Linked DNA regions of Homo sapiens: all the other regions are linked to region 1. Evidence: chromatin contacts called from ENCODE Hi-C or POLR2A ChIA-PET data. All regions are on one chromosome and are shown on one strand. Each heading gives the region's core, a stretch centred on a gene start or an enhancer-like site at or near the end of the contact. The rest is flanking DNA. Distances are from core to core; before and after follow the strand shown.

The links. Hi-C counts contacts between places; a loop is a spot of excess contacts on that map. ChIA-PET counts read pairs that join two places held with the same protein, here RNA polymerase II (POLR2A). Pooled maps may share reads with other maps.
Region 2: a map of B cell shows a loop between it and region 1 (9-fold over the local background). The contact joins the promoter of FARP2 here to the promoter of DUSP28 in region 1. A Hi-C loop is called at or near these places in 5 of 168 maps with a recorded cell type or tissue (B cell, CD4-positive, alpha-beta T cell, CD8-positive, alpha-beta T cell and 1 more), 18 of 37 single-sample maps with no recorded cell type and 21 of 50 pooled maps.
Region 3: a loop to region 1 is called in a map with no recorded cell type, with 6 times the contacts of the local background. The contact joins the promoter of HDLBP-AS1 here to the promoter of DUSP28 in region 1. A Hi-C loop is called at or near these places in 2 of 37 single-sample maps with no recorded cell type and 13 of 50 pooled maps. POLR2A ChIA-PET finds 5 or more read pairs at or near these places in 1 of 52 experiments (activated naive CD4-positive, alpha-beta T cell).
Region 4: a map of CD8-positive, alpha-beta T cell shows a loop between it and region 1 (10-fold over the local background). The contact joins the enhancer-like site here to the promoter of DUSP28 in region 1. A Hi-C loop is called at or near these places in 9 of 168 maps with a recorded cell type or tissue (CD4-positive, alpha-beta T cell, CD8-positive, alpha-beta T cell, ascending aorta and 4 more), 14 of 37 single-sample maps with no recorded cell type and 18 of 50 pooled maps. POLR2A ChIA-PET finds 5 or more read pairs at or near these places in 1 of 52 experiments (CD4-positive, alpha-beta T cell).
Region 5: a pooled map shows a loop between it and region 1 (4-fold over the local background). The contact joins the enhancer-like site here to the promoter of DUSP28 in region 1. A Hi-C loop is called at or near these places in 2 of 168 maps with a recorded cell type or tissue (CD8-positive, alpha-beta T cell and naive thymus-derived CD4-positive, alpha-beta T cell), 6 of 37 single-sample maps with no recorded cell type and 14 of 50 pooled maps.
Region 6: a pooled map shows a loop between it and region 1 (5-fold over the local background). The contact joins the enhancer-like site here to the promoter of DUSP28 in region 1. A Hi-C loop is called at or near these places in 1 of 168 maps with a recorded cell type or tissue (CD8-positive, alpha-beta T cell), 1 of 37 single-sample maps with no recorded cell type and 2 of 50 pooled maps. POLR2A ChIA-PET finds 5 or more read pairs at or near these places in 1 of 52 experiments (activated naive CD8-positive, alpha-beta T cell).

The regions. Positions count from the first base shown.
Region 1 is chr2:240,558,546-240,561,647 of GRCh38, reverse strand. DUSP28 (dual specificity phosphatase 28) reads right to left here and starts at 1,291. Exons shown (of 2, transcript NM_001370465.2): 1 at 571-1,291; 2 at 1-318. The coding sequence starts at 963. The coding sequence ends at 181. It also overlaps a transcript of ANKMY1 not described here. RefSeq lists enhancers at 73-432, 463-532, 565-706 and silencers at 803-852, 1,033-1,442.
Region 2 is chr2:241,355,035-241,358,136 of GRCh38, reverse strand. FARP2 (FERM, ARH/RhoGEF and pleckstrin domain protein 2) reads right to left here and starts at 1,852. Exons shown (of 27, transcript NM_014808.4): 1 at 1,749-1,852. RefSeq lists a silencer at 1,515-2,064.
Region 3 is chr2:241,270,563-241,273,664 of GRCh38, reverse strand. HDLBP-AS1 (HDLBP antisense RNA 1) reads right to left here and starts at 1,501. Exons shown (of 2, transcript NR_168372.1): 1 at 1-1,501. The region is part of intron 1 of HDLBP (high density lipoprotein binding protein); the gene reads left to right. RefSeq lists silencers at 608-887, 1,158-1,467 and an enhancer at 1,608-1,687.
Region 4 is chr2:241,216,197-241,219,298 of GRCh38, reverse strand. It overlaps ANO7 (anoctamin 7), which reads right to left. Exons shown (of 25, transcript NM_001370694.2): 19 at 3,061-3,102; 20 at 1,408-1,613; 21 at 918-1,060. Among named protein-coding and RNA genes, the nearest start is that of ANO7, 29 kb to the right of the region's middle. RefSeq lists enhancers at 263-362, 2,470-3,001 and a silencer at 1,706-1,835. Within about 2 kb of position 1,603, at least 31 of the 41 ENCODE cell types and tissues checked have a DNase peak (open chromatin) inside an H3K27ac peak, as active enhancers do; they include CD8-positive, alpha-beta T cell, ascending aorta and gastrocnemius medialis, where a contact is called at or near this core.
Region 5 is chr2:241,160,091-241,163,192 of GRCh38, reverse strand. It overlaps PPP1R7 (protein phosphatase 1 regulatory subunit 7), which reads right to left. Exons shown (of 10, transcript NM_002712.3): 6 at 2,699-2,861. Among named protein-coding and RNA genes, the nearest start is that of PPP1R7, 11 kb to the right of the region's middle. Within about 2 kb of position 1,437, at least 22 of the 41 ENCODE cell types and tissues checked have a DNase peak (open chromatin) inside an H3K27ac peak, as active enhancers do.
Region 6 is chr2:241,126,566-241,129,085 of GRCh38, reverse strand. PASK (PAS domain containing serine/threonine kinase) reads left to right here. Exons shown (of 18, transcript NM_015148.4): 10 at 1,635-2,520. Among named protein-coding and RNA genes, the nearest start is that of PASK, 22 kb to the left of the region's middle. RefSeq lists a silencer at 915-964 and enhancers at 1,105-1,414, 1,628-1,797, 2,261-2,430. Within about 2 kb of position 1,270, at least 7 of the 41 ENCODE cell types and tissues checked have a DNase peak (open chromatin) inside an H3K27ac peak, as active enhancers do; they include CD8-positive, alpha-beta T cell, where a contact is called at or near this core.

The DNA of each region.
Region 1 (3,102 bases), core at 42-2,541:
TTTTGTGTCTGTAAGATAATTTGTGCATCACCTCAGCCGGAAATATAAAATTAAAAGCACTATGTTTCACACACACACACACAAAGGAAAACTCGATATGACAGTGAGGAAGAAGGGTAAAGACCAGCCTTCTGTATCAGTGCAGGGACATCCTTCCTCCAGGCAGCAGGCCTTCAAGCTTCAAGCCTCAGGGCCCAACCCTAAGGCTGGGGGCTCTCCCTGCAGGCAGGACTGGGCCTGGAGGGCCTCCTCATACTTCTGGAGCTGAGACCAGAAGCCCGGGTTCGGTTCTGCTACCGGGCGAGCGCTCTTCACCATCTGCAAACAAGAAGTGTACTGAATAACCCCAAGTCGCGCTAATGGCCAGCAGGGGCCAAGGCGGGCCCAGCTGTAAGAGTGGGCCCCGCCCAACCCGGAAGTGCCTCTCTGCTTCCCTAAGCCCGCCCTCACGAGAGAGACCCGCCCCTCCCGGAAGTGCCTGTCCCAATCCCGAAGCCGGCCCCGCCCGGAAAACTCGTCCCCGGAAGACACGCCCCTCTCGAAACACCGCCCCCCTAAAGGCCCGCCCACCTGGAAGGCCTTCGCCAGGCTGAGGCCGCGGTGCCGCATGAGGTACGCGGTGCAGACGGCGGCCGAGCGGCTGCGGCCGTTCTTGCAGTAGACTAGGCAGGCGCCGCCGGCGCGCACCGCGGCCTCCATGGCGGCGCACGTGGGCTCCAGGTGCGCCAGCAGGTCCTCAGCCGGGTCGTCGAACACGGGCACGCGCAGCTCTGCCACGCCGGGCGCGCGCGGGCCGGGCTGCTGGCGGGAGACGTTGACGCACAGCGTGACTCCCGCGCGCGCCAGCTGCTCCTCCGCGCCCGCGGCTCGCGCGCTCCCGAGGAAGAGTGAGGGCGCGACGCGCACCAACGGTGGAGGTACGGGCGAGGCGGCCCCGCGGCGCCCAGCTTCTGCCGGTCCCATGGCGCCCGCCGAAGAGTCTGCTTTTGGGCCCTGAGGATCTATTTTGGGGGCTCAGGCGCCCGCCCAGGAGTCTATTTGTGGGAGCCGGGCGGGCCGCCGGGCGCCCCCGGGTCCTAGAGGCCTCCGAGGTGGACCAGGCTGGGGCTTGGGTCCCCCGCGGGCGCTGGGCCGGGACAGGGGGCTTGGGTCTCGTTGGGGCCGGGGCATGGCGGGAGGTTTGGGCCTCACCAGGGCGCCGGGGCCTTGGACCGCTCTGCGTCCCATGTTCTCTGTCCCCGGGCGCCGTCCTCCCCGCCCCCGCGGCCTGTGGCACTGGGCTTGCGTCTGTGGCTCTTGGGCGCAGCGCCCTGCCCGCTCTACTGCGGCGTCTGGCGCGGAGGCGTGGCTTGGCCGGGCCCGCCCACTTCGCGTCCGCGTCGTTCGGCTAGGGCCCCGTGGCTACCCGGTGCACGTGGACGGCGGGCTGCGTGGTTCCCGTGTCTTCACCCTTTCCCTAGTGACTGCGTTGTCGGCTTTACGTTTATTCCTTTTTGTGGCCCGCTTTGTAATTGGTGCATTTTTTTCTATGTATTATAACACATGGCTCATAAAATAAAACTAATTTCTATTTTCATCACTTCTTCATAGACCACACTATTCCTTTTGCTGTTTCTAAGTAATTTATTGGGGTCAGCATTGTAACTTTAAAAAATTTAATATCACTTAATGTCCATGAAATTGCCATTTAAGACTCCTTCAATTTTTCTGACATCTGGTAATTTTCAGGCAATGGATACACTGAAAAGCAACTGTCTCAACAGCCCTACAGACATTTAGCAATTGAAGTTTCAGTTGCATACAGTCTCTCTCTGGGTTATCGTCATTGCTTTGTCCATCAGCCTTCTAGCATTGGTAACTGTCAGATCTTTATTGCAGCCTGGGGTTCACTCTTGAGCTAAAGACTCAAATATGTCTGCAGCCAGGTCTTCCCTGGTTGCAGCTCCAGACATCACCTCCGTGGAGGTCTTATCAGCATCTGTTTCCCACTTCCTCCACCCTAAGGAAGGACTCCAACTTTCCTAGGATGGAGGAGTGGAATTCCCTTTTTTTCCCTGGCGTTCATGGGAGCCATTGATTAGGTTGGGACACTGTCTCCCTCCGCTTTCTAGGAGTTGGCTCTGTCTCTGGCCAAAAGTGAAGGCCACACTCCCGTGACTGCTCTGGGAATGAGCTTGGTGTCTAATAACCCATGAAGGAGAGAGCACTTTGGAAGGCTCCTCTGTTCTCTCATGGCCATAAGGGGAAGCCAGCCTTGGGTGAAAGCAGAGGAGATGGGAGAGCCAAGGTCCTTGATGCCACTGTTGGGCCACTGAAATGAATCAAACAAAACCTGAAGTCCCTCCTCCTCCTGGACTGTTTCATGAATCATCATCACCCTTTACGGTTGGAGGATGGTTGAGGTGGGTTTTCTGCTCCAAAGCCTGCTACTTGAACCATCATGCTCCCACTCCATTGAGGTAATGGATTGGGAACCAATTCATCCTAAGTGTCTCTGCATCTCATTGCCACACTTAGTCTGGGCCAGCCTCTGTCTCCTGGACTTGGTGCTAGTCCCCCACAGTGTAACCAGAATGTGCTTGCTAAGAACAGAGGGTTTCTACATGTTGGTTCTGACTCCTTAGCAAGTTGTAATTCACAACTAATGTGGGTTGTGAAATCAATTCTGTGGGTCATGATCAGCATTTTAGTTTTTAGAGAAATAATAGACTACATGAAAATATTAGAGTGCATGCATGTAGTATGCCGAACTTTTAATGAAACATTTTTCTGAGTGGTTTGTACTGGGTCGTGGTGTAAAATGAGATTTTAGAGAGAAGTGAACTCAACAGACAGGCACTGGCGTGTGGAGGCAGAGCCCCTAGAACCCCAGAATCCTGGCCCAGCCTTAGTCCTTAGTCCCCGGAAAGCTAGCCAGTGGGGAGGGCCAGGGCATCAGCTCTTCACACCCCCTGCCCTGTTCTCAGAGGCAGTCTGGGTTGAGAAAACGCAAGCCCTGCACCTCCAAGAGCCTCTCCCCTCTTTGCAGGAAGGCCCAGCTGTTTCCCACCATGGTGCCTCTGTACATCCCAGTCCAGTTCCTGAAATGCGCTCTGTAGCCTG
Region 2 (3,102 bases), core at 603-3,102, 800 kb before region 1:
GCTCAATGCAACCTCCACCTCCTGGGTTCAAGTGATTCTCGTGCCTCAGCCTCTCAAGTAGCTATGATTACAGGCGTGCGCCACCAGCCCAGCTAATTTTTGTATTTTTAGTAGAGATGGGGTTTCGCCCTGTTGAGCAGGCTGGTCTGGAACCCCTGAGCTCATGCAATCTGCCTGCCTCGGCCTCCCAAAGTGCTGGGATTACAGCCACTGTGCCTGGCCAAGTAAATTTTAAACTCATTTTTTGAATAAGGAACCTGAGGCAGAGAGAAATGAATACACCTTATATCAACTTCCTCTTTGGGAAAGGAATTAGTATACAAGGAACCTGGAAATTTACTAACGACTGATAGTCCTATAGGTAAATAAGCCAGCAAACGTCTGCAGTCCAGGAAACTGCATCATCAGCATTTAGTTTGTTAACAGTGAACCACCTAATGAGAATCTGCAACAAGGATAGGGCACATGAGAAGTACAGATGGTATTTGCAAGTACCCTAGGTGTGACCCTAAACTGGTCATTCCACCTCTCTCAACCTCCCTTTCCTCTACTTTAAAACGGGGCTGTGCAACTTGGTCATGTCTCTGAAGAGTTTTGGAAAACTGAATAAATAACGAGCATGAAGTGCTTCCTAAACCTTTAAGGACCTCAAAAAACAAAACAAAACAAAACTTTCAACAAGCAGATGTAGAAAATTTAAATTATATTTGGCCTACAAGTAAAGGTTACTCCATGCTTCCCTACCTCAAATGTCCTCTCCCATCTCTCTGGTACTGAGAAAATCTGTGTCGCCTGTTATAAGGCAGTCTACACAAGACCAACACGCTAACCCACTGCCACCTCAGGGTTATCAAACATTTACACAGTGGCCCAGACAAAAATATCCCACGGAAACAAAACAAAAACAAAAACCCAGAGAGAAAAACCACCCTTTAAAGATTTGGCCTTGGGTTTTAAATTTGCCCATCCCTTTTTAACACTATGTATTGACAATCTTTCCTTCAATGATGCCTTGTTCTAATTTCTGCTTTTCACATCCATTAATGGCACATGATAGGCCAGGGGTTGCTGCCATAGCGTAAACGGAAAAGGTGCCCGTAATTCGGGTGTGTAATGTACTGGGCCATATTCTGGTCCCCAGTTTTCATGGGTTTCCCAAAGGCTACCCACTGGCTTATGAGTATTTCTAGCCCTTAGTGGAGTAAAAATATTAACACCTAACACTTGATTCCCACCTTTAAGATACAATTTAAAGAAATGCTAAAAAGGCAAACGGCTCAAAATGCCTCCACCAGGCACCTCCAGGCCCATACCCTGCGGGTCCCTATGGCCCACTCTGGGGTGTCCTTCCGGGATGGGACACTCCCCGGCCCACGGCCCTGCCGGCCTCCACGGGGCACAACTCAACCCGCGAGTCCACGCGGGACACTCCCCGGTCTACAGCCCCACCGGCCTCCTCCACGCGGCACCCCTCAACCCGGGAGTCCACGCGGGCCACTCCCCGGCCCACCGCCCCGCCTGCCCCCACGCGGCAGGCTCCCTACAGACGGACGCTCCTCTAACCCGGACCCGCCTAGGAGCTCCAGCCGCCTCACGATGGCCTTCAGAGGCCGGGCGGGACCATCTCTGGTGGACCGCGGCCTCAGCGCCCCCCCCGCCTGGGCCTCTCGCCTCGGGCCTCGGGCTTCGCCGCCCACCCGGAGAGGCCCACCCCTGCCCCACGCGCCCAGGCCGCTTCACGTCCTCACCCTCGGCCTCTCGCTCGCCCGCCGCGTCCTCACCGGCCTCGCCCGGCCTCCGCAGTCGCAAGCAGCAGCCGCCAGACTCGCGTCGGCGTCGCCTGCTCCCAACTGCCCGCCGGCAGCCCCCGCGCAGCGCGCCCCGCCCTGACCCCGCCCCCGCGACGCGGACGCGCAGTCGATTGGCCTGCGGGGCGCCAGGGCGGAGCCTTCCCGTCCCGCGGCCTGAAAGCGCAAGATCGAGTTCTGATTGGTGAACGGACGGAGAAGGGGCGGGAGCAGGCAGGCAGCTGCGTAGGATATAAATCTGTGCAGCGCTCGGCTCGTTGGGCGGGGCGTCGGCTTGCTGAGCGAGGCAATGTCCTAGGCGAAGCCAAGGCTCGCTGGGCGGGGCTAGATCTTGGGCGGGGAGTCGGCTCGTTGGGTGGGGCTAGGTCCTGGGCGGGGAGTCGGCTCGCTGGGCGGGGCTAGGTCCTGGGCGGGGAGTCGGCTCGCTGGGCGGGGCTAGGTCCTGGGCGGGGAGTCGGCTCGCTGGGCGGGGCTAGGTCCTGGGCGGGGAGTCGGCTCGCTGGGCGGGGCTAGGTCCTGGGCGGGGAGTCGGCTCGCTGGGCGGGGCTAGGTCCTGGGCGGGGAGTCGGCTCGCTGGGCGGGGCTAGGTCCTGGGCGGGGAGTCGGCTCGCTGGGCGGGGCTAGGTCCTGGGCGGGGAGTCGGCTCGCTGGGCGGGGCTAGGTCCTGGGCGGGGAGTCGGCTCGCTGGGCGGGGCTAGGTCCTGGGCGGGGAGTCGGCTCGCTGGGCGGGGCTAGGTCTTGGGCGAGGTCTAGGCTCGCTGGGCGCGGATAGGTGCTGGGCGAGGCCTAGGCTTGCTGGGCGCGGATAGGTGCTGGGCGAGGCCTAGGCTTGCTGGGCGCGGATAGGTGCTGGGCGAGGCCTGGCTCGCTGGGCGGGGATAGGTCTTGGCCCGGGCCTTGCCGGCTGTCCTTGCACCCTTTGGCTCAGTCCCTGGCTGCCAGCCTCCTCCTTCCTCCAACGCATTGCATCCCTCGTGGGACTACAGGGACCGAAGGGGATCATCGAAGGATCGCGCGAGGCTGTGCTAAGGCTGAGACAGGCTGCTCCGTGGTGGCGGCCAGGACGGCCTTCCTCTGGCCTAGGGACCCCCACCCGAGAATGGAAGACTGACTTGCTGTGGCACACTTCCCTTCTCTTGAGAAGTTCATTGAACTCCTATGTGTTCTTCAAGACCCTACCCATCGTGCTCTCCTAGCCCGGCCCTGTCACCCACTGTCACCATGTGGCTGTTGAGGGAATAATTAACTTCAGGAAACACCCGGGCACTTAAGAGACTCCTCCTATGGTGCTGTG
Region 3 (3,102 bases), core at 252-2,751, 710 kb before region 1:
TATGCAGGATTCTGTTGACCTGCGACTTTGCCAGAGGTTCAGACTGACATCTCTACAGATTGCTCGACTCCCTTTATACCCTTAAAAGAAACAGTGGCAGTTATCACTTAGTAAACACAATGGATGCAGAAGTGACAAGTCCTTCCCGGAGGGTGGAGACCCCGAGAGTAGGGATTCCGTTCCGCCCAGTCCTGCGTATCCACCGTGGGCTCAGAGGCCACACACCGGTTCTTTTGCGTGTATACATCTATGTAGAGATGGAGCCATAAGTAATACACGCTTTAAAGGAAGGGGATTTTACATTTTGGGGGGGAGATTAAGTTGATTGCCAAGGAATCGGGTGGGGATAGTTTATAAAAGTGAGGGACATAAGGAATAGGCACGCAGGAATGAGGGAATGAAAGCCCTGGAGCCGCCTGGGAGCCTCACTGCGCTGTAGGACCTCGTGCCAGTGTGGCCATCCGTTTACGATGTGGTGGGCATCCTTTGAGGTTTTTCTTCTGATTTTGGGGAGGTGGGCGGTACTGGTGACATCTGCTTCCAGAGCAGCCGTCCTTCCTGCTCCCTTTCTGGTCTTCGGTTGTTTCCACTCGGGTTCTTGCGGGGCGCGCTCCCTCTGCTTTCTGGAGGTGATTAATTTCCCAACTCCTCGGCACCGCCTTCCCCACCCGAAAAAAGGATGCAGAACCACGCCTGCAGTTGGGTGGGCCTCCCGGGTGCTGGGCGGCCCGGGGCGGCGGGGACCCCAGCGGCGGGGCGGGCGGGCGCTGACGTGTCCAGGCGGGATTGGGCCGCCGCCCTATATAGCAGCCGGGGCCCGGGCGCCGCGCCTCGGAGCGTCCCGGCTTCTCCCGCGCGGGGGGCGAGTAAGCCAGCGGCAGGACCAGCGGGCGGGGGCCCACGAGTGAGCGCGCAACACGGGGCTGGGAGGCCTGGGCGGGCGGGCGGACGGGGCGGGCGGGCTGCCGGGCGGGGGGGTGGGGGGTGGCTGCTGACGTGGAGGCCGCGGAGGGGGAGGGGCCCGGGTGCCGCGGCCCCCACCCGGGCCCCAGGCTGCGGCCCCCGCCCGCGGGTGTCCTGCTTACCGCGCGTGGCGGTTCCGGGCCAGACCTGGGGCCGGCTCCGAGTCTCTTCTGCGCGTGGCCGTGGCGCGGAGGGGCGCGCACAAACTTTCTCAAGTCCGGTGGCGCCGCTGGGCCGCTCTTGGCTGCAAGCTGGGCTCCCCCGCCTCCTCCCGGGGCTTCGGTGGGGCACCCCTGGTGCCGTGGCCGCACGGCGCGGAGGGGCGGCCGACCTGAGCCCAGGTCGCTGACGTTGGCGGGGCCGGCCCTCCCCTCCCCCGCTCCGGCGGGGGCGCCGTGTGCGGCCAGGGTGGGGGTCCCTGGGAGGCCAGCGGGGTCCTTCCCCCCAGGTGGCGGCGGGGCGGGGGTCTGGGCGCAGACCGGGCGGCGGGGCCCCCGCAGCACCTCCACCTGCCGCGCGGGGCCCGCGTCAGTCTACGTGTTCGGGGGTGGGGAAAGCTGCTCTTCTTGGGCCTGGAGTGCAACTTGGACGTGCCCCAGGGTCGTGGATGAAAAATACATTACGGAAAAGTACCGAATTTGGATGAAAGGCGGGGAGGCCGAGGGGTTGCTGTCCCTTTAAGCCTGTCCCCGCCCGCGGGCCCTCGTGGCCTGTGGGAGGGCCGTGCTGAGGTGGCATCTGCGAAAGTTCCTCCATGCAGGATGGGTGCCGACTTCCAGAACTTGGTGAGAAGTGCGGAGCGGAGCCTGCCTTCTGCTCGCCAGTCGCCTGTGGTCTCTCCTAGATTTCGATCTTGTGATCTCTGAGTGGATCAGGATTTTATTTTCCCATTCTGAACTTTGGTTTGTGGTCTTGAGTAATTTTAGTTTTGGAAGAGGAGAAGTCTGGGTTTCAGCCGGAGGCTTTTTTGGTGCCCTCCATACCCGGTCCTGTCTGGTGCTTTAAAGCACTTGCGGGTCTCATTAACTGAGGCTGAAATGAAATTCTTCCTGGAGTATTACTGATAATTCTCTTCGAAGACTGTTGCCCCTTGAATATGTAGTTGGCAAAACTTATCACAAGGGAATCAACTTAATTACTTCCTCGTTTAAAAGCAAAAAAGTAGAACCCCTCATGTGAAGCCTTTTTTGTTGCTGTCAGAAACCTGTTAGACTTGTGCTAAACTTGTAAGCACCAGGTTTCCCACGCAACACACAGCTCTGTCAGGACTCCACGTTTTGCTCTACACGTATTAGGGCGGAAAGGGGTCTTGGTTCCTGCCCTCCTTCCTTTAGTTCTAGTTCTGTTTGCTGAAAGTTAAATTCTGAGATGTGACCTTTTTTGCTTTGGATGTTTGCACTCTGGGAAACAAAATTAAAAGTCCAGGTTCAGTATAGTTTGAGGTTTACATTAGGTGGACCTGGACACTGATTGATCCGAGCTTCCTATGGGAAAAGTAGTTGGGAGAGCCAGAATCACGAAGGGACTGGGGCCATATGGGAGGGACTGAAGGAGACAGGAGATAGGGCTCACCTACCAGAAGGAGCCTTGGAGGAGAGCGGACTTGTTCTCCATGGCCAGAAAGGGGAAAGAAGTTGTAGATTTTGTCATAACTTGAGGTGGAGCGTTTACAGCCATGCAGGGGTGGACCCGGGCCCTGAGAAGGCCATGAATTTCCTGTCCCTGGTGGTATTAAGAAATGGGATTAGATTAATATCTGAGGTTCCTTTCAATCCTGATTTGGACAGTACTGTTAGATCCAGTGAGAATCTGAGATACCCGATGTTAGCCTCTGTTCTTGGGTATCTAGGCCTGCCCAAGGTATCCTGGGAACTTCAGATAGCAAGTGGAGTTGCCTGGCGCTGTCCTGGGGTTGCTGAAAGATCCACATGGAACAGGATTAAACCCTCGTGGGTGTTGTCTGTGAAGGCAGAGCCAGGAGCAGGGCGTAGCAGTGCGGGGTGGACATGGGGCTGTAGGGTCAGCTTCTTAGGTGCTGCTTTGTTGAACCAGAGGCAGGTGGACCCCTGGGCTGTGCCTCACTGGATTGGGAGCACAGAAGGAGAATGAGACTGACTTTTAAGAAAATCTCACCCAGAA
Region 4 (3,102 bases), core at 354-2,853, 660 kb before region 1:
AAAAGACTGATAACCCTATGGTTTCGTAATTTTACTGCTGAGATTTGCTCCAACATTAGGAGACTATGATGCTTTTCAAGTTTATTGAAACACATGCAAAACTTCATTGTAACCAGATCACAAAGGAAGTCTCCACAACTGCGGGTGAAGTACATCTACCTGCTCTGCAGGTTCTATTATGGTATGAGGCCACCACTTCTCCTGTTGTCCTTCCCAGTTTCTCCCCAACCTCCCCTTTTCCCTAGTTTATAAGACAGGAGAAAAGGAAGAAAGCAAAAAGCTGGAAAGAAACAGAAGATAAATAGCTAGATGACCTTGGCGCCACCACCTGGCCCTGGCGGTTAAAATAACAATAATATTAACCCCTGACCAAAACTACTGGTGTTATGTGTGAATTCCAGACGCTGTATGAGAAAGCACCGTAAAACTTTTTGTACCGTTAGCTGATGTATGTAGCCCACAGTCACGTTCCTCACGCTTACTTGATCTATTATGACTCTTTCACGTAGACCCTTAGAGTTGTAAGCCCTTCAAAGGGCTAAGAATTTCTTTTTCGGCGAGCTCCGCTCTGAAGACACGAGTCTGCCGACGCCCCCGGCCGAATAAAAAAACCTCTTCCTTCTTTAATCCGGTGTCTGAGGAGTTCTGTCTGCGACTCGTCCTGCTACACTATGACCAACTAGCAATTCACCTAGAATCCACGATTTGCCCTCCAGCCCCGCAAAGCTCCGTCCCTTACCGCGGGGAACCTCCCCCCAGCCCCTGCCCACGGCGCCCCCAGCTCCCCCCCTCCCCCGGCCTTGCCCGGCGGCGCCCGCCCCTCCCGGCTCCCCACCGCCGCACCCCCACCCCACCCGAGCCCCGCTCCGCCTCGTCCTCGTGCGCCCGCGGCCCCCTCCACCTGGCGCGGGGCTCACCTGCACGTGCGGTTGTGCGCGGCGGCGAAGGAGGACGGGGCTCGCGCCAGCGTGAAGTTGAGGAAGCCGCGCAGGTCGTGGGCGCGGGTCCACCGGTAGTAGGCGCGCGGCAGGAAGTCGGACGAGAAGGCCAGGAGGAAGGCCTGGGCGCCGGAGGGGTCAGCGCGAGGCGGCCCCCGCTCCGCCCCTGCGCGCCCCCGCTCCGCCCCTGCGCGCCCCCGCTGCCCCCCCGCCCCGCCCCTGCGCGCCCCCGCTCCGCCCCTGCGCGCCCCCGCTGCCCCCCCCGCCCCGCCCCTGCGCGCCCCCGCTGCCCCCCGCCCCTGCCCGCCCCCGCCGCCCCCCCGCCCCGCCCCTACGAGCCCCCGATGCCCCCAGCCCCGCCCCTGCGCGCCCCCGCTGCCCCCGGCCCGCCCCTGCGCGCCCCCGCTGCCCCCCCCGCCCCCGCCCCTGCGCGCCCCCGCCCCGCCCCGCGCTCCCGCCCGGGCCTCACGTTGCTGATGACCGCCAGGTGCGTGAGGCCCGCCAGGATGTGGAACCAGATGCCGATGTCCTGGGCGCGCTCGGCCACCGGGCGCCGGTACTCGCAGACGAACTTGCGCGCGTCCAAGCGGATCTCCACCCAGTTGTTGAGCAGGGCGAAGAGCGGCGCGAGCGGACAGGCGGCCACGAAGATGGTGACGAAGCCGAACTGCAGCACTGCGGGGAGGGGGTCACGGCCGGGCTCTCCGCCACCGTCCGCCCTCAGCCCTCGGAACGCGCCCCCCGCGGAGGACCGGCCAGTCCACGTGGTGCCGCCACCCCATCGCGGCTCATTCCGCCCCCACCTCCTGGTCTCCCTCGTCCTGGACCGCGCAGCGCCAGGGCCGCCTCTCCTGACCGGCCTCAGGCCGGCTGTCCTGCCCTGCGCTCCGTGCTTCTGGCTGGTCACGGGCCTTCTCCGGCTCGGTGAGCTCAGGAACTAACTCAGGGCAGGCGTTGGGGCAGAAACCTGCTCCTGATTTTACAACCAGCTTCTCCAGTCACCCCACAGGGGAGCTGTTAGGAGAGGGCTCTTTGGAAGGGGCTTCTGGGTCTTCGCCGAGAATTACTAGTGAGATCATTGGGGTCCAGGGTTCAGTGGAGGAGGGTCAGGGCGTCCACTCCTCGCCCTGGGAACTGGCCTGCTCCCTTTCCACAGATGCCGCGGCTACGCTGGGGAGCTCCGGGGCCTGCCGGCTCACATGCCCGCTTGCTAGGTTAAGAGCTGCCTGCCGGGCACAGTTTCTCACGCCTGTAATCCCCAGCACTTTGGGAGGCTGAGGCAGGTGGATCACCTGAGGTCAGGAGTTCGAGACCAGCCTGGCCAACACGGTGAAACTCCGCCTCTACTAAAAATACAAAATTAGCCGGGCGTGGTGGTGGGCGCCTGTAATCCCAGCTACTCGGGAGGCTGAGGCAGGAGAATTGCTTGAACCTGGGAGGTGGAGGTTGGAGTGAGCCGAGATGGCGCCACTGCACTCCAGCCTGGGCGACAGAGGGAGACTCCGTCTCAAAAAACAAAACAAAAACAAACAAACAAACTGCCTGATGATTCCTTCTCCCTTTTGTCAGCTCAGAGTCAGACCCTGCACTGCAGGGACGGCACAGGTGATACAGACCCACCCTCCAGAGTGCACCACCCGTGCAGGCAGTGAGCCCCTGGCACTGGCCACCACCTGGTAAGGTGACAGTGGTAGGTCTGCAAATAGCGTGGGCATTGAGATTTCTGGGAACATTGGCTCTCCAGGCCGCTGCCTCCCACTGTGGCTTCACCCTTGGAGGACTTCTGTCAGCCCCCAGGGCCTGCTCTCCTAATTCTTCCCTTGCTCTGGCCCATGCTTTCTAGGTCCAGGGACCCCAGGGGAGCTCTGCAACGGCCGCGGGGGCCTCCTCCCCGTGCCGGTGCCCCTCTGTCCTCAGCCAACCCTCTTGGGCACTCTCAGGGGAAAAGAATTCCTTTCTGGATTCTCCACAGGCCCGACCCTCTGTTCCCACCCCACCCCCACAGCACATTTCAGGGCAGATGCAGACACAGGAATGTCAGGCTGGGAGGCCCTTGAGCAGAGTGGCCACCCATCCCTGCCCACGGCGCCAGCCATTGCCGCAGCTGCTAACGGGCTCCTACCCATTTCCAGGTACTCGTCAAACAGACCCTCACAGGGCACAA
Region 5 (3,102 bases), core at 188-2,687, 600 kb before region 1:
CTTCAGCTCTGCGATGTGGGGCTAGTGACGTATCTGCTAAGACTTCCAGTGGAAATCCTACTTGAAGGTAGAATACAATAGTGGCGAGTCCAAGACTGTCTTGAGCTCATTCCCAACCCTCAGATTTCCTGGGGTGCTGAGGAACAGTCTCAGAACCCAAGGACCAGTAGATTCCCAAGTCCCTTCCAGTTCTAAATTTGTGAGCTGACACATTAAAATGTCCCCCTGTCGGGCGTGGAAATCCCAGCACTTTGAGAAGCTGAGGCAGGTGGATCACAAGGTCAGATAGAGACCATCCTGGCTAACACGGTGAAACCCTGTCTTTATTAAAAATACAAAAAAATTAGCTGGGCGTGGCGGCGGGTGCCTGTAGTTCCAGCTACTCCGGAGGCTGAGGCAGGAGAATGGCGTGAACCCAGGAGGCAGAGCTTGCAGTGAGCCGAGATTGTGCCACTGCACTCTAGCCTGGGCAACAGCACGAGACTCCGTCTCAAAAAAAAAAAAAAAAAGTCCTCCCAAGAGCCTCAGTCTCTACAGAAGAGAGGTACGGGGCACTCTGACCTCAAGTCTTTGAAATCCTGGGACCCTCACTTAGGATTCCTGGGGGGCCCTCACACCACAGCACTCTGCCCCTCTTGCCCAGTTTCCACACCCTCCTACATCACTCTTGCTGTGATCGTGTGCTCCTCTATTCAACCATAAACCTCCAGAGGCAGTGACCACGCTGCCCTGTCTGGTCTCCCCATGGTGACTTGCCTACAGCAGGATGTTTAATGACTGTTTATTGATTTGACTTCAGTTTCCCTCCTCTGTCAGTTCACTCTCTCTCAGAACAAGTCATTCTTTAAATATTTCAGCAGACACAAAATAACCAGATAAGGTGCATGCTAACCAGGTGGGGACTCTAGGAGGGGAGATGGTGTGCTAATCCACACACCACTGCAGGACTTGGCGGGGGCAGGGGCATCCTCACATGCTGTAGCCTGCATTAATTTGTGATGAGCCACTGTTGCCCTAGAAAGTTCCATAGTGAGACACTTGGTAAAATGCGGACATCTGGGCTGCTCTCTAGTTTTAAATGTGCTGCTTTGCTATTTGTGGCCATGACATCTCTAACAATAACTGTCAAGAGACTGTTGCCAAAACCACCCTCCCTTGGTTTGTATCCTGTCCAAGCTCTCAAGGGCCCAGGACAGACAGAGAATGCTGTAATACTTCCAGAAGCCAAGTAGAGGGGCATTCTGAACATGGGCAGGGGCGGATGTGCTTAGACACAGCTGCCAAAGCCACTAAGCCAGGCCGGGGGAGCAAAGGCTCCGTGCCATGACCCTGATTAGGAGCCAGGCACGGGGCTCAAGTGTTCTTCTGGCTGAGAGAAGTCCTCCTTCCTGCCCACGGGAACCCTCCCTCCTCCCTGCCTGGCAGATCCACCTCCAATGTCAGTCCTCCTGGGACGCCCTCCCAAGTTCCCCTCCAGCACATGACGGTGGTTATGAGTCAGCTGGTGAAGACTTGATCCTGCTTCTGTGGAACACCAGATCACTTTTCAAAATTCTTTTATTTCCATTCTGTCCCACGTTTTCAAGGTCAAATGGATCCTGGAGAACAGATCTAATCCTGCTGGGGACGGTGTCCAGGAGTATAAAGCTGTCCAGGGAGGAAGGCCCAACTCAGCACTGCCTTTGGGAGTGTGTCAGCATCAAGAGGTTTTCTAAAGCCCCCGGTATGTACATCAGTTCACTCCAAGTGACCACTTTGCTGGGCTTGGGAAACTTTCATCTCGAAGAAGCATGCCAGAGAAGATGACCATGATCAAGAGGCTTTCTAAAGCCCCGGTATGTACATCAGTTCACTCCAAGTGACCACTTTGCTGGGCTTGGGAAACTTTCATCTCGAAGAAGCATGCCAGAGAAGATGACCATGATCAAGAGGCTTTCTAAAGCCCCGGTATGTACATCAGTTCACTCCAAGTGACCACTTTGCTGGGCTTGGGAAACTTTCATCTCGAAGAAGTATGCCAGAGAAGATGACCATGATCAAGAGGCTTTCTAAAGCCCCGGTATGTACATCAATTCACTCCAAGTGACCACTTTGCTGGGCTTGGGAAACTTTCATCTCGAAGAAGCATGCCAGAGAAGATGACCATGATCAAGAGGCTTTCTAAAGCCCCGGTATGTACATCAATTCACTCCAAGTGACCACTTTGCTGGGCTTGGGAAACTTTCATCTCGAAGAAGTATGCCAGAGAAGATGACCATGATCAAGAGGCTTTCTAAAGCCCCGGTATGTACATCAGTTCACTCCAAGTGACCACTTTGCTGGGCTTGGGAAACTTTCATCTCGAAGAAGCATGCCAGAGAAGATGACCATGAGGAAGTTCAAGAGCAAGGCATTCAGGTTGGTTGGTTCATCTCAGGCAGAATGTAACTGGGAACAGTGTGATTCAGGGTCATGATCTGGATGAAGAGCAACTGAAATCTACGTGCGGAAGAAAGGCTAGACCACTCAGGACTTACTGATACTGACTTTCAGTTAGCATTTTTTCTTAAAAAAATAGTAATTTCCTTGTTCATGAAAAAAATCACAGCATTGTAAGAAATGCAGACTCACCATGCATTCTACATACACCCACTGAGTCCACACACAGCCCGCTAGCTGCCTCTCCCTGAATATACTAGTCAGGGCTGTCTGCACCTACCCGGATGCGGTTAGATCCCAGCTCTAGCATCTGTAGTTGATGTAAGTTGCTTAAGTTCTCAATTTTACTGATTTTATTGTTGACCAAGAAGAGTTTTTTCAGTCGTGTCAACTTGTCAACCCCTTCGATGTTTCTCAGCAGATTAAAAGAAATATCTAGAATCCTGAGAACAACCAAAACAGTTTTTTAAAAAAATTTCACGAGCATAGGTTGCATAGAACTCACAATTTAACCACTAAAGGTGGCGTCCCCATCAGGGGACGGCAGTCACTACCGGGTGGGAGAGGGTGGGGGGTTCTGACTGTGCCCCTGCTGCCGCCTGGCTCACACTGATGCTGTCATGAGGGATTTGGAGGCTGCCCAGGAGCCCGGAGCAAGCCAGAGGCAGCCTACAGGCTCCTGAT
Region 6 (2,520 bases), core at 21-2,520, 570 kb before region 1:
ATGGATGGAGAGCGGGAGAGGGAGGTACAGGGGAGAGAGAGATGGGAGACATGGAGGGAGAGAGGCGGGAGACATGGAGGGAGAGAGGCAGGCAGACGCAGACCCTCAGCCTCCCCCTCAGTTCCCCTCAGAAAACTGCTTTTCCTCAGAACTTGGCTCACAATCCCTTTCTCTGTGGAACCCACCCTTGGGTTGTATCCTTCCTCTTCCGTCTTTTTTTTTTTGAGATGGTCTTGGCCATTGCCCAGGCTGGAGTGCAGTGGTGCGATCACAGCTCACTGCAGCCTAGACTCCTGTGCTCAAGCGAGGTTCCCGCTTCAGCCTCCCAAGTAGCTGAGACTACAGGTGTGTGTCACCACGCTGGCTAATTTTTAAATGTTTTGTAGAGACGAGGTCTCACTATGTTGCCCAGGCTGGTCTCGAACTCCTGGGCTCAGCCTCCCACAGTGCTGGGATTACAGGTGTGGGCCACTGTGCCCGATCCTGTCCTCTTTCTGAGCCTCTGGTATACCTTTATTAGGTTGCTGATGTTAACCTGTGTGTCTGTCCCCGAGTGAGGTGGTGCGGTCACATTCTGTGCATCTGGTGCCCAGTGTCAGTCTGTCATGTGGAGGCCAGTGGCTGGGCTGACAGGAGGCCTGGGTCCCTTGGCTCTGTGATCATCCTGTCTGGACTGTGGCAGCCTCCTCATGGGTCACCATGTGCTGAATGCTGGAGGACATTGTGTGCCACCTCTTAGGAGCCGCCCTCACCAGCCTCCTCTCTCTTTTTCGGCCCGTGTCCCCTTCTTTTTTTGTTTGTGTTTGAGACGGAGTCTCACTCTGTCACCCATCTCACCAGTGAGCTGGTACAATCTCAGCTCACTGCAACCTCTGCCTCCCAGGCTCAAACCATTCTCCTGCCTCAGCCTCCAAGTAGCTGGGATTATAGGTGCCTGCCACCTCACCGGGCTAATTTTTGTATTTTTAGTAGAGACAGGACTTTGCCATGTTGGCCAGTCTGGTCTCGAACCTCCTGACCTCAAGTGATCTGCCCACCTCGGCCTCCCAAAGTGCTGGGATTACAGGCGTGAGCCACCACGCCCGGCCCCCTGGCCCCTGGCCCCTTCTGTGTGGGCCCCATCTGAGAGCCATTTCCCAAATCTGAGAGCCATTTCCCTAGTCGGCTGTGAAATCGGATGGTGTTTGTAGTCAATCAGTTGTTTTTTTACTGTTGTGGAGTTTACCAGGGACTCTCCAATCTCTCTCTCGTTTCCTCTCACACCTCCTCAAGGCAGCAGCACGGACTTCCCCTTGCAGGTGGGGCCGAGGCTAGGCTGCACGGCTGACGGGGGGTTTGGGGGCCCTGAGATGAAGCGAGAGCGCTGACCAAAGCATTGGCAAGTTCTCCTGTACTTTACTGTTGGGCTTTTGGTAGCATTCTCTGCAAAATCATTTCTAAATGTGGACTTAATTTGGAGAAATTTGAGACTAAGTGCTTTATTTTTTAACTTGGTCACAAAATTTGGTCTTTTTCTTGTTATAAATTGGTGGCATTAAATGCTTTGTACTTAGTTCTAATGGAGAATCGGTGCAATCTCTCCTTTTGACTCATCTGTGGCCCTACATGATGGTCACCCATGTCATTATCCCCAGGGTGGACAATGTCCCAGAAGGAAGCCTGCCAGTGCACGGTGAACAGGCGCTGCCCAAGGACCAGCAAATCACTGCCTTGGGGAGAGAGGAACCTGTGGCAATAGAGAGCCCCGGACAGGATCTTCTGGGAGAAAGCAGGTCTGAACCAGTGGATGTGAAGCCATTTGCTTCCTGCGAAGATTCTGAAGCTCCAGTCCCAGCTGAGGATGGGGGCAGTGATGCTGGCATGTGTGGCCTGTGTCAGAAGGCCCAGCTAGAGCGGATGGGAGTCAGTGGTCCCAGCGGTTCAGACCTTTGGGCTGGGGCTGCCGTGGCCAAGCCCCAGGCCAAGGGTCAGCTGGCGGGGGGCAGCCTCCTGATGCACTGCCCTTGCTATGGGAGTGAATGGGGCTTGTGGTGGCGAAGCCAGGACTTGGCCCCCAGCCCCTCTGGGATGGCAGGCCTCTCGTTTGGGACACCTACTCTAGATGAGCCGTGGCTGGGAGTGGAAAACGACCGAGAAGAGCTGCAGACCTGCTTGATTAAGGAGCAGCTGTCCCAGTTGAGCCTTGCAGGAGCCCTGGATGTCCCCCACGCCGAACTCGTTCCGACAGAGTGCCAGGCTGTCACCGCTCCTGTGTCGTCCTGCGATCTGGGAGGCAGAGACCTGTGCGGTGGCTGCACGGGCAGCTCCTCAGCCTGCTATGCCTTGGCCACGGACCTCCCTGGGGGCCTGGAAGCAGTGGAGGCCCAGGAGGTTGATGTGAATTCGTTTTCCTGGAACCTCAAGGAACTCTTTTTCAGTGACCAGACAGACCAAACGTCATCAAATTGTTCCTGTGCTACGTCTGAACTCAGAGAGACACCCTCTTCCTTGGCAGTGGGCTCCGATCCAGATGTAGGCAGT